2 separate regions of the Homo sapiens genome follow, and region 2 is linked to region 1. Evidence: chromatin contacts called from ENCODE Hi-C or POLR2A ChIA-PET data. All regions are on one chromosome and are shown on one strand. The core of a region is the stretch at or near the end of the contact, and the rest is flanking DNA. Distances in the headings are between cores, read along the strand shown. Region 1 has its middle 61 kb from the start of LINC02273. Region 2 overlaps FHIP1A (FHF complex subunit HOOK interacting protein 1A).

Region 1 (5,605 bases), core at 237-2,736:
TCAGTTATCTTATGTCTGCTTGTTCCTTTCTCTTTCTTTCCTTCGATGCCAATTTTACTGGCTCTACACATTGACTGGTTAAGACAGTGTACCCTGAATTCAACCAGGACCACTTAATTTTAACAGAGGAAACAGAACTCAGTCTTTTCAGTGCAGGGAGTTGAGGCCCACCTTGATGGGTATTAGAATATACAAATATTTACATAATTCCTCTGGCAAACATATGAGCATGCAATCCTCACTATTAATGAACAACAGCAAAGGCATCACCTATTGGCCTCCTTTGAATCCATCTGGCTCACAGTGAAAGCTGATGGATTTAAAAATTCTTGAGGTCAGCCAGGCGTGGTGGCTCACGCCTGTAATCTCAGCACTTTGGGAGGCTGAGGCAGGTGGATCACCTGAGGTCAGGAGTTCAAGACCAGCCTGACCAACATGGTGAAACCCCATCTCTACTAAAAATACAAAAATTAGCTGGGTGTGGTGGTGGACGCCTGTAATCCCAGCTACTTGGGAGGCTGAGGCAGGAGAATCGCTTGAACTTGGGAGGTGGAGTTTGTAGTAGGCTGAGATTGTGCCACTGCATTCCAGCCTAGACAACAGAGTGAGACTCCATTTCAAAAAAAAAAAAAAAAATCTTGAGGTCAGATGCTATATTAAAAAAGAACTTTGCTACCACATCCTTACCTCATGCCTTGCACAGGCCTGAAACTTGAGATATGTACATTGAATGAATGCTGAGTTAGCATGTTTACATTTGAACACAAGTTCTATTAAAAATGAGTGCCCACCCTAAGTAACTAAGAGCAAGTTGACCACAGGCTAATACAACTTATTTTACTTGGAGGCAAGCTTGAGTATGGAGAAGAGTGGAAGAGGCACGGATTGGTTTTTATGAGGTGGTCATTTTAAGGTTTACTGAATTGCAACAAATATGTTGGTCATGTTTCAGGCCTACAGACATTTGGCACTCAGTCTAGTTCCCCTTCTTCCTTCGGGCAAGTTTCTGAACTCTTTGGGAATGAAAACCTGCCTAAGGGCTTGAGTTGGTGCTGTGAGTCCCAGTCGGGCTAAAAGGACTGGCTCTGAAATTTAGGTTAAAATCTTGACCCCATCACCAGCTAGCTCTATGGCTTTGGGCAAGGGGCTCAGGTTGGCACATTTTTCTCAGCACAGAAATAATATTACCACTACCACAGGATTATTTAGTGAATAGCCCCTGTAAGTGAATCCTGTAAGGTATTCAGCATAGTCCTTGGCACTTAAGAAGTGCTTAGTGACTGTGAGCCACTTCTTCCATCGCCTCTGTGTATTGAACTGGACTTTTCATCCTGGCCCCTCACTAAGATTTTAACTCATCTAGTAAAGGAAGCCTTCTGCCCTGGGTGCTGGGATTGGCACCATAAAGAATGGGTCTTGCCCTTGAGGAGCTGAGAGTTTATTTTCAGCATTTAAATATTTAGACTCACAAGACGTTGAGCAAGTGATTTCACCTCTCTGTGCCTGAGTGTGTGGAAGGTGAACAGTAAGCAACCTTCCAACCCAATGTGTCCATGAGTCTTAATGTTGGCTGGAACTCAGCTACAGACAGAAGGAAAGAATGATTAGTCACTATGCTGGTAAACATAGCAAGGTTATCTCCTTTTATTAATAGACTAGGCTACGCAAGTCACAAAAATAGGGTAGCTTCAAAACTTAAATTCTTGGAATTTTAGTTTCTGTTGCATCTGATGAAACGTGAAAAGGGACTTGTGTTGTGTATGGACTTTGTAAAATGATCTTCTATCTCTTGGTGCAAATCAATTACTTATTAGTTTTTATTGCCAAGGAAAGGAAAATATATTACCATTCATTTTAGTCTTTTTCTTATCGATTCTGTGAGCACAGTGATAGTTGTTTAAAGAAAAATGATTACATTTATTTGTTCACTACAAAAGACCTATACCACATTATAGAAAATTCAAAAAGGGAAAAATCAGAAGAAAAAAGAGCTTTCCACACTAGTCAGCAACTGTTGGTGTTTAAGTGTTCTTTCATTTTTCTTCTGAATATTTTTGCATCGAGTATTGCATTTTCACTAAACACTAAGTAATAAACATTTACCATATTCGTACATGGATTTTATAATGATTTTGAATTGTAGAATAATATTCCCATGAGGGACATCTGGTTCCTTTGACCATTTTCCTACTCTTGTCTTGTTAGAAGGCAGCAGAGCAGGGTTTCCATGGGATGTGGTACCAGGGCTGGGTTGAGACGTGGCTCTCTCATTTCCTAGCAGTGTGACCTCGGTTAGGCCACTGAATCTCTCCAGGCCTAGATGTCCTCATCTAGGAAAATACAGGCTATATTAGTTCCAATCTCGTCAGGTCATTGTGAAGACTACATGAGATCATGTACGTAGAAAGCTCACGAGTATCTGGAACGTCGTCGAGTTTGCTGATGTTAGTGGCTGCTGCTACGTAGCCTACATTCCAATCTGACGACTGGTTTGATTTTTATAAACATCCTCCAAGAAAATGCACGTGGAATACCAGGCCATGTCATTTCATCTCTCATGTCACTTTATCTTTTGAGATCCTCATTTGCAAAGTGAGATGGTCAGACTATACAGTGTGACCCCAAAGGCCCCCTTCCACCTCCAACGACGGTGATTCTTGGCTTATGCTAAAAGCAGCTATAACCACTGCAGGGAAATGACCTATGGAAACCACAGCCTTGCCCATGAAGAAGGAAACCTGCAAGGGCCTGAGGGCTTGTGCACATCAGTTTATCTTTTAGTCCAGATAAACATTTGACATTTGTTCCGACACCTTCCTTCCAAGGGCTTCTCACAGTTCAGTCTGTGTGCTTCTCAGATCTCCATTTTTCAAATGGGTTCAGCAGCCGGTGCGCTCATCCAAAGTTTTATTTATCCATTCCACATTTCTAATGTCGCTTCGCTGCTGTGATCATTTTCCTATGTGGTCATTTAAGGAAGATAAATTGAACTGCAAATCTCAGTAGAATAGGCATTGCTCTTAGTCATTCCCCAAGGGACAGAGAAGATTTTTCTCACTCTTAGCACCACCTGCTTGTGCTCTCCCTATAATCTCCCAAGAGGAGTTTTTAATTAAAAAAAAATTATTTGGACAGCAGAGTAGTTGGGTGAGTTGCCTCCCTGGTCCATGCACTGTTACCCCTAACATTCAGACTTCTCAGATCCCAAAACCAGGTGCTGAAAGGGACTGAACTAATCTCACCTTAGGATCAGAGGTGCCCCTGCCAAGAAGCAGATGTCATTAGCATAGAACTGACAGCCACAAAAGCTTCCCACCCACCACCTCTGGCCTTCTGTTCCCAGAAAATTTCAGTGGCGTCAGCTTTCCCATCCAGAGAGCCTCTCCAGTGGGCACATTAGACAGGAAACATTAGGATGGAGAAGAAGCCTGGCACACAGGGACATCCACTGGGATGCAGAATACAGCGTGAGTTTTTGTTTCTTTGGTGTTTTCGGCTTTTTTTTTTTTTTTTTTTCCAAATGGAGTCTCGTTCTGTTGCCCAGGCCGGAGTGTAGTGGTGTGATCTCGGCTCACTGCAGCTGCAGCCTTTGCCTCCGGGGCTCAAGCGATTCTTTTGCCTCAGCCTCCTGAGTAACTGGGATTACAGGTGCCCACCACCACACTTGGCTAATTTTTGAATTTTTAGTAGAGACAGGGTTTCTCCATGTTGGCCAGGCTGGTTTCAAACCTCTGGCCTCAAGTGATCTGCCTCCCAAAGTGATGGGATTACAGGCATGAGCCACCGCACCCAGTCCAGCATGAGTATTAAGGTTAAGTATGTGGGCTCTGGATCCAGGCTGCCTAGATTTGAATCCTTGCACTGTTTATTCTGCGTGACCTTAGGTAGGTTATTTAACCTCTCTGTGCCTCCATTTCCAAAATGAGAATAATATTAATAGAAGAGCTTTTCATAAGGCATGTGAGGATTACATGAGTTAGCACATGTAAAAAAACATAAAACATGCCTGGCATATCCCAAAGGTGTGGTAAACAGGAGCTCACACCATGAGTGATTGAGGACTATGTGCTCAATGAGTGAATCCCATCCTTTCTGTAAGGGGCAGTCAGTAGTAGTAGGAAGAGTGTGGGTTTTAAGGAAAGACCTGAGTTTGCATATCACCTCCAGTTTGTGTTTAACTTTAAATAAATTCTAGACTTCCCATACCCTCAGTGTCCTCATCTGTTAAATGGGAACACTTTCTCTACCTTCGAGGCTGACTGTGAGGACTAAATGGAAGTATGTATTTTAAAGGCTCAACACAGTGCCTAGCACATAATCAGCTTCTGAACATGTGAGCTCCTGACACAGCCCAGCTCAAAACAGGAGCCAGGGTCTCCCCAGGGTTTTTAGAGGCAAGCACTGTTTCATTTATTCCTAGTGTTTGCTTTATTGCTGCCAACCTAGTCTTCACAGTTCCTGGGGTTTGGGTCATCAAAGCCATTTTAAAAGTCTCTATTTTCCTCCAGCGTCTCCCTCCTGGTGGAGAGATGCCTGCCACCTGCTCGGGTAGCCTGTGTGTTTTTGGGTCACACTGCAGGTTTCCAGTGCCTTGGTTGCTTTGCTCTTTTACAAACCAACCACCAAGAGCCCTTTCACTTCCCCACCGCCCCCACCCACCAGCTACAGTCCATCTTACCTTTACTACTGAGACAAAATTGGTCCTCTTAAAATCATCAGGGGCCTGTTCTCTGTCTTCCTCTGTTTGCCTCTGTGGAGGGCTGGACACTGCGGAGCAATCCTTCTTTCCTTTCCTGGAACTGTTTTCGGCAGTAGCTTCTCTTTTTACTGCTACTTTGTTGCCTCCTCTTTTTCCAGGATCTGGCCGTCTCCCCCACCCTAAAATCCCCTCCCTGCATGCCCTATCCCACTCCTACCTCCCCAGGCCAGACTTCAGGGCAAGCTAAAGTCCCATCATCCTCACAAAGACTTCCAGAACTCTCGAGGTTCCAGAGAGCACTCTCCTCTGAATTTCAAAAGACTGGCCTGGCATATTGCTCATTACGACCTTGGAAAGACAGAGGCTACCTGTGTTTTCTGTGCATGATGCTTCTCTATTCCTCGAGGTTTGCAAGCTCCTCGAGGGCAGGCACAGAACTTTCTGTATGAGAAGGGCTCTGTCAACATTGTTGATATATTACGAGTCGCTCCCATTTACTGAGTGAGGCTGGGATGTGTATGTATCTATATGTCTATCTGTCTGTGTATATATCTATGTATCTATGTATATATCTATCTGTCATCTATTTATCTAGTTACAATTATCTATCAATCATCCATCTATCTTATCTGGTCATCACAACATTCCATGAAGTAGCTATTACTACGTTAATTGTATACTTGAAGAAACTGAAGGTCAGAGAGAAAAAAAAGAACCTGAGCAAGACCAAACAGCTAGAAAGAAAGAGGGCCCAGGATCATAATTTTAGCATGCTTCCAAGCCCTATGCACTAAATAAGTAGCCTCTAAACTTTCTGTATCGGGCATCCCTTTCAGAAAATATATGTCTTTGTTTGCCATTTCTAACTTATATGTATTTACCATATTATTAATATATTAAGTGCAT
Region 2 (5,727 bases), core at 1,023-3,522, 370 kb before region 1:
AAACAGGCTACATGAATATTGGGGTTGCCTGTTTAATTTGGGCAGCCAGTGGGTACTCAGGGTCGAAAGTTGTTTCCAGTGTCTCCAAATCAGCTTGGCTGTGGCCGTCATGTGGACTGATTCCCAGGTCTGTTTGAGGTTTAGGGTTGTGGATGGGCTGCTCTTCTGAATCTGGATCAGTGTGTCTAGGTTGTGTTCAGGAGGGAAGCACAGCCGCAGCAGTCTGGACAAATCAAGTGCTTTAACGATGGCATCGTCCTCTGGGAATAATCAGTCCTTAATACAGTTTTCACTTGACATAATAGTTTTGGTAAACTGTCTTTATCTGGCTGCACCCCCTTTTAAGTAAGCCCTTAATTTTAAATGGTCCCGGCGTGGTGTTCAGTATCTGCATATGCCCCAGTTCTCATTTAAGGGCAGTTCAATGTAATTGCTAATTACCAGCCCTGTATTTACTGAAATGGCTGTCTGTCATGCTTGCCATTTTTATGAAACACTTTATTGCAGGTCAGCTATTATTGCACGTGCTACTTCAAGTCACTGGCTCAGGCTGGTGTCATGTGTGGTTTGCTGCAAACGGCAGCCTGCTTTGCAGTGTGAGCTCTTCCTGGAAACAGCAGTCTCTTGTAGCTGATGCCACATCAGCTTTAAGTCATTAGGAAGATATTCTAGGCCCCTTGTTGCTTCAGCCATCAGTCTATAAATAACACAACACTAATTTTCCATCAAGTAACAGCTTAAAACAGAACACTGTCAAACCACTTTATGTTCCACCCTTAAATCACATCACTGAGGAAACACTGTAAGAGAATGCAGTTGACTCTTTCCCCCCCTTCTTTTTGAATGAACCTCGTAAACCTAATGCTTTAGAAAGAGCTCTCAGAAGACTGAGAATGGTTTTTAGGATAATTTTGCCTCAGTAAATCCTCTCTACATTCAGGCATTTATTAGGCCATTACTTGTTTTGGGACTACAGATTATCCTGGCAGCTCAATAACTGGATAAACAGGACTTTAGTGAAAGATTTTCAGAGGTTCTTTAGGGAAAAGAATGACCAGGAGAAGGTGGGTGGAAGCCTTCAGTTCTTTGACCTCTTGCACGTAGAATCCTAAAACTGATCATGATTTTAGCTAGGACTGACCTTTCCTAGCTTGTAGGGTCACTGTGAATTTTGTTCATGTCTTAAAAGGTTTAAGTTAACCTAGTTCACTGTTACCTACACAAGTAACAAGACGGCCAATAGGACCTGTCAGCATGACTTCGACATGCATTCCAGGCATCTTTCGGGGAGTTTAGATTTACTGTGTCATTTCAGAACCCAACAAAGGTGATGGAAGCTCTTAGGCCAGATTAAATTTCATGGAACGGAGGCTGCAGAAGTCTGTGCTGCTTAGTGTGTCAGCTGACTTTTTACTGGGACAAGTCTATGAAAGGCCCACCTGTAACAAGGCCCCTTTTTGCCCTGTGGATATTTTAAAAGAGGGAATTTGGTGTTGACAATCTTACTTACACGACTCTTGCTAAGCTATTTGACTAAGGGTTTCAATCAGATGCTTCCCACCTCACAAGCAAGGGTCAGCTCTATTTGCAAATAATCCATGAATATGTTTGTCTAAAACCTGCTGAAGAGGCATGGCAGCCACTTCCATGCTGCTTTTGGTAATGGGTAAAGAATATGGCCTTTCAGATAGATCTGGTGGCTTTTCCCCAATAGTCACCATGTGGAAACTATGCAACTAAATTCAATGGAAATGAAAGATACAATATAAAATAGCGGGTCATGGCCATAAGCTGTGTCCTGAACTAACCAACTCCAAGCTGAAGGAGGGTGTGTACTTTCCGAAACTTCGAGGCCATCTTAGTAATTATTTTAGCAATAATTACTAAAATGTACATGGGGTGGGGGAGCTCAGCTAAAATATCCTTACTTTGGTGCAATAATGATCTAGGTTCTTTTTCCTAGGCCTAGGCCTCCACCTTGAAAGACAGGAACAGAAGTTCACTGTGATGTGTGACCCTGGACAGAGATCAAACAGCTCCTTTCTAGACCCAGATGACCCAGAACGCAGAAGCCTAGTAGTTGGTATCACCAGTGTCTCTTCAAAAGGGCCCCACAAAAGGCTGTCCATTAATTTGTTTCATACAGTAAGCGAGCTTTTACTGAATACTCCCTCTGTTAGGTAGCATGCAGAGTGCTAGGGCTGGCACATTCCTGCCTTCCCACCAGAACCCTCCAACCTCCTCCCCAGGCAACAGAACACAGGGTTTGGGCCTGACCAGGCAGAGCTGGTTCAAGCCAGCCTGGGGCAGAGCCAGTTTTCCAGCACACTTCTAACTTCTAGTCAGAGCCTCAGCATTATACACCCAGCCTACAGGTGTGTGGATTCCTGAGACAGATGGCAATGGCATCACCTGTGGTGCCAACTCATACATTTTAATGAGATTTCTCCCTGAAGGGTGAACCAGTAGACCAGACTAAACGCACACTCATGCAAGAATGTAAAATTGTATTTCACTGAGGCCCCTTTATAAGCAGAGCCATCTTTGCGAATTTCTTGGGGTGTTAATGTAAACATATCTTTAGAATATCTCATCGGGTTTCAGTCAGAGCCATGCTTTGGGTTTTTCCTAGCAGCAGTGATGATATCAACTTACAAGGTTTGGCTTTCAGGATTTCAGAAGCTGGCATTCAAGACAACAGGCAGTTTGTCAGAGCTGAATGAGAATCAGCCTGGACAAATCAAGTGCTTTAACAAGGGCATCTTCCTCTGGGAATAATCAGTCCTTAATACAGTTTGCACTTGACATAATAGTTTTGGTAAATGTCTTTTTCTGGCTGCACCCCCTTTTAAGTAAGCCTTTAATTTTAAATGGTCTGGAAAGATCTTCGATGCTTTCTGTAAGGTTTAGTCACCAAGAAGCCAGAACTTTTGGTGAAAACAGAATTTATAAAATGAAACTGAACCTTCTCCTTTCTTACAAAATAAAGATCCTGTCAGACTCCAGTCTCAGACCACCTTTGCCCATTTGTAATTCAGACTTGCAGAGTGAGGAGAGAACTGCTTCAGCCTTACTGTCTTGTAGAGAGATTTGGTGAAAATCATGTTACTTTAGACCCAGTAGTTTTCAGGACCGCAACAGGATGCGGGGCACCTGGCTTCCCGGGTAAGGTCACATAGTCTCTTAAAATTCTGTCACTAATTTTTTTAAACGACTTTTTTTAAAAAGCCACCTCCTCATGCCTGTCCAAAATGAACCACGCAACTGGTTACCTTTCTCTGCCTACCTTTTGGGCTGGGGAAGAGGGGCACCTTTCTCATCACTCTCAGGGAAGTCCTGAGGAACTGTGCAAGCCAGGAAGCATGAGTCGCTGAATTGGTGATGGAGGGGTGTCCACTTTTTTCTAGTTCCTCAGCTGCTTCTGGAGCAGTGTTCACAACGGGAATGTTTTTACTGTCCTTGGTAGGCTACAGGTTCACAGCTTCAAATCAAGGCCTCCAAGGATTTTATTCTCTTACATCACAGTTTTGACAAGTATGCTTTTAAAAAACAACATTTGCAAAACTGGTCTTTAAGCGACGTGAGTCAGAGGTAACAAAGGCATATATATACCGAACAAAGGTGCTCCGGTGCAGTGGAGAGAACAGTATTAGTGTCGCAAGCACAGGAGTGCAGACAGCCCCGCCTTCATCGTGATGCCTGCAGCACACCACGATTATCATGAGAGGTCAAGATTTTGATTTACTAATTTATAATCTTATTTCCAAGCAAAACAAGTCAATTTCATGTTACAACTTTTTTCTTGTTTCTTTTTATCTTGTTTGGCCTGAGGGTTGGGGGATTTGGGGGAGTTGTCAGCTGCACAATCTTTGAAGTGTAAGTTAATTTTTATGTGATATTTCAGTATATATTTTATTGATTAAATTTATTGGAAAACTTATTTTTTTAATTCATTTATTCTCAGACTGTGCCTTCTGGGATGGGGAGGGAGTTTAACAGGCAATATCACTTCTACTCAGTCGATAGGTTGATTAATTCTAATAATATCCTCCTTCCCCACCCTCTTGAGACCTCCTTAAACAAACAAATGTGTTTATACTGTGCCAGTTTATTTGGTTGTATTTTCATCTTTGTTAACCTGTGTTTAGGTCTGAAAACAATACATCCAAATTACAGTCTCTCTTGACCACTGCTAATGCCCATCACCTACAATGGCTGGCCCTTAGGAGTTGCTCAAAAATATTTGTTGAAGGAACTGCAGAATGAAAAGTTTTCTTAGAATGGGTAACAGTATCTCCAACATACATTTTATTTAGTTTAAAATTCCTTAATACAAGAAGGTGTTACTCCTTAACCACTGCTGCAGCCTCACCGGACCCTCCTGATGTGGATGAAGCAGGCGGGGTGGCTGCTGGTCGGCTGTGGAGGCACCTCCAGGCACAGGGCCTAGAGGGTGAGAACACTGGTGACATTAATGCCATAGCTGTGGCTTGGGACAGGGATTGAGAGGCAGCTCTCAGGGCACATGGGCATCAGCTTTCACAGGATCCTGTTCCCAGTCAGGCTGCACTGTTTGTTGTTGTCCCTTGGGCAAGGGGATCCCAAACATCTCACAATGACAGCTTCTTCTCCAGGATCTCCTTTATCATGACTGGATCTGCTCGGCTTTGAGTCGCTTTCCGGACCAACCCAATCAGTTTATTTATAGCTCTGGGGTTTCTGTTCTTCACATCCATTACCTAGAAGGACAGAAATTACTTACTTAAGAGGAGAAAATGAAGGGATTCATGCCCCCAAATCCCAAACTAAGGCTTAAGTTTACTGAAAATTAAATTCCGCTTATTTCCACTAGTATTAGACATAAAATGTAGAACAGAAAAAGGGGAGGGGCCTCACTTCTGAGTAGGTTTCTAGGCTCCTGTCAAAGGAGATTTTTGCTACTCTGCTTTCTGATTAAAATGAGCAAGAAGTGATTGCCGAAAGCCAGAGAAGCTGGCACGTGGGAGCCAGGGCCCTCCCCTCTGCGACGCCACAATGACCGAGGACACTGAGTCTGGGGAGGGATAATCTCTCTGAGATGATGAATCACTGCGTCTAATCAGTGAGGACACCTCTCTGATTCTCAGTGATGTTCAGCTGAAATGTGTGGCTTTCCTTCTCCCCCTGCTCCCCACCAAGAAGATTCCTTTATCAGAAAGCAGATCTACACACTGGCCGAGTCTTCCAGAGCGCTGGGTCGGGGGGAGTGTGCTGTGTGGGCAGGGGGAGTGAGGAAGCCAGGAGGTGCTGAATTCCTATCAGATAGCCACTGACTCTTAGGGCCACCACGTGACCTCCTGCTCTGCAGCGTCTCCAAGGGCAATGACATGAGGATCTGCACTCAAGTGCCACAGAACAAGCCTGAAACTACTGGCACGTCTTTATCAGTCACCACAGATGAGGCAGGAAGACGAGGCTGTGGAGGCCCAGTGCAGGCTCATTTTCCTTATCGAGAGCTCTTTACAGAGCTGTGAGTGTCCCCGGCAAGCTGATGGGTGGGTGGGTATTATTCTGAAAAAGATGCCGACAATTTTTTTCCCCACTGAAAAAATATCTCTAGACAATATGATTAGACTTGGGGAGGGAGGGATGCCACTCGTTTTAGCTTTTATGTCTTGTGCTGTGCTAAGAACACAAAATGACCTGGTTTTCAGTCATGCTCCTGTCAGGGATTTTCTCCACAATTTA

Evidence for each region. Hi-C counts contacts between places; a loop is a spot of excess contacts on that map. ChIA-PET counts read pairs that join two places held with the same protein, here RNA polymerase II (POLR2A). Pooled maps may share reads with other maps.
Region 2: a map of cardiac septum shows a loop between it and region 1 (3-fold over the local background). The contact joins two enhancer-like sites. A Hi-C loop is called at or near these places in 1 of 168 maps with a recorded cell type or tissue (cardiac septum) and 1 of 50 pooled maps. POLR2A ChIA-PET finds 5 or more read pairs at or near these places in 2 of 52 experiments (H1 and activated CD4-positive, alpha-beta T cell).

What each region holds. Positions count from the first base shown.
Region 1 is chr4:152,036,890-152,042,494 of GRCh38, forward strand. No RefSeq gene overlaps it. Among named protein-coding and RNA genes, the nearest start is that of LINC02273, 61 kb to the right of the region's middle. RefSeq lists a silencer at 4,593-4,672. Within about 2 kb of position 1,487, at least 3 of the 41 ENCODE cell types and tissues checked have a DNase peak (open chromatin) inside an H3K27ac peak, as active enhancers do.
Region 2 is chr4:151,666,564-151,672,290 of GRCh38, forward strand. FHIP1A (FHF complex subunit HOOK interacting protein 1A) reads left to right here. Exons shown (of 14, transcript NM_001109977.3): 14 at 1-3,940. GATB (glutamyl-tRNA amidotransferase subunit B) reads right to left here. Exons shown (of 13, transcript NM_004564.3): 13 at 3,941-4,739. The coding sequence ends at 4,611. LOC107986197 (a long non-coding RNA gene) reads left to right here and starts at 5,026. Exons shown (of 2, transcript XR_001741447.3): 1 at 5,026-5,727. Within about 2 kb of position 2,273, at least 4 of the 41 ENCODE cell types and tissues checked have a DNase peak (open chromatin) inside an H3K27ac peak, as active enhancers do.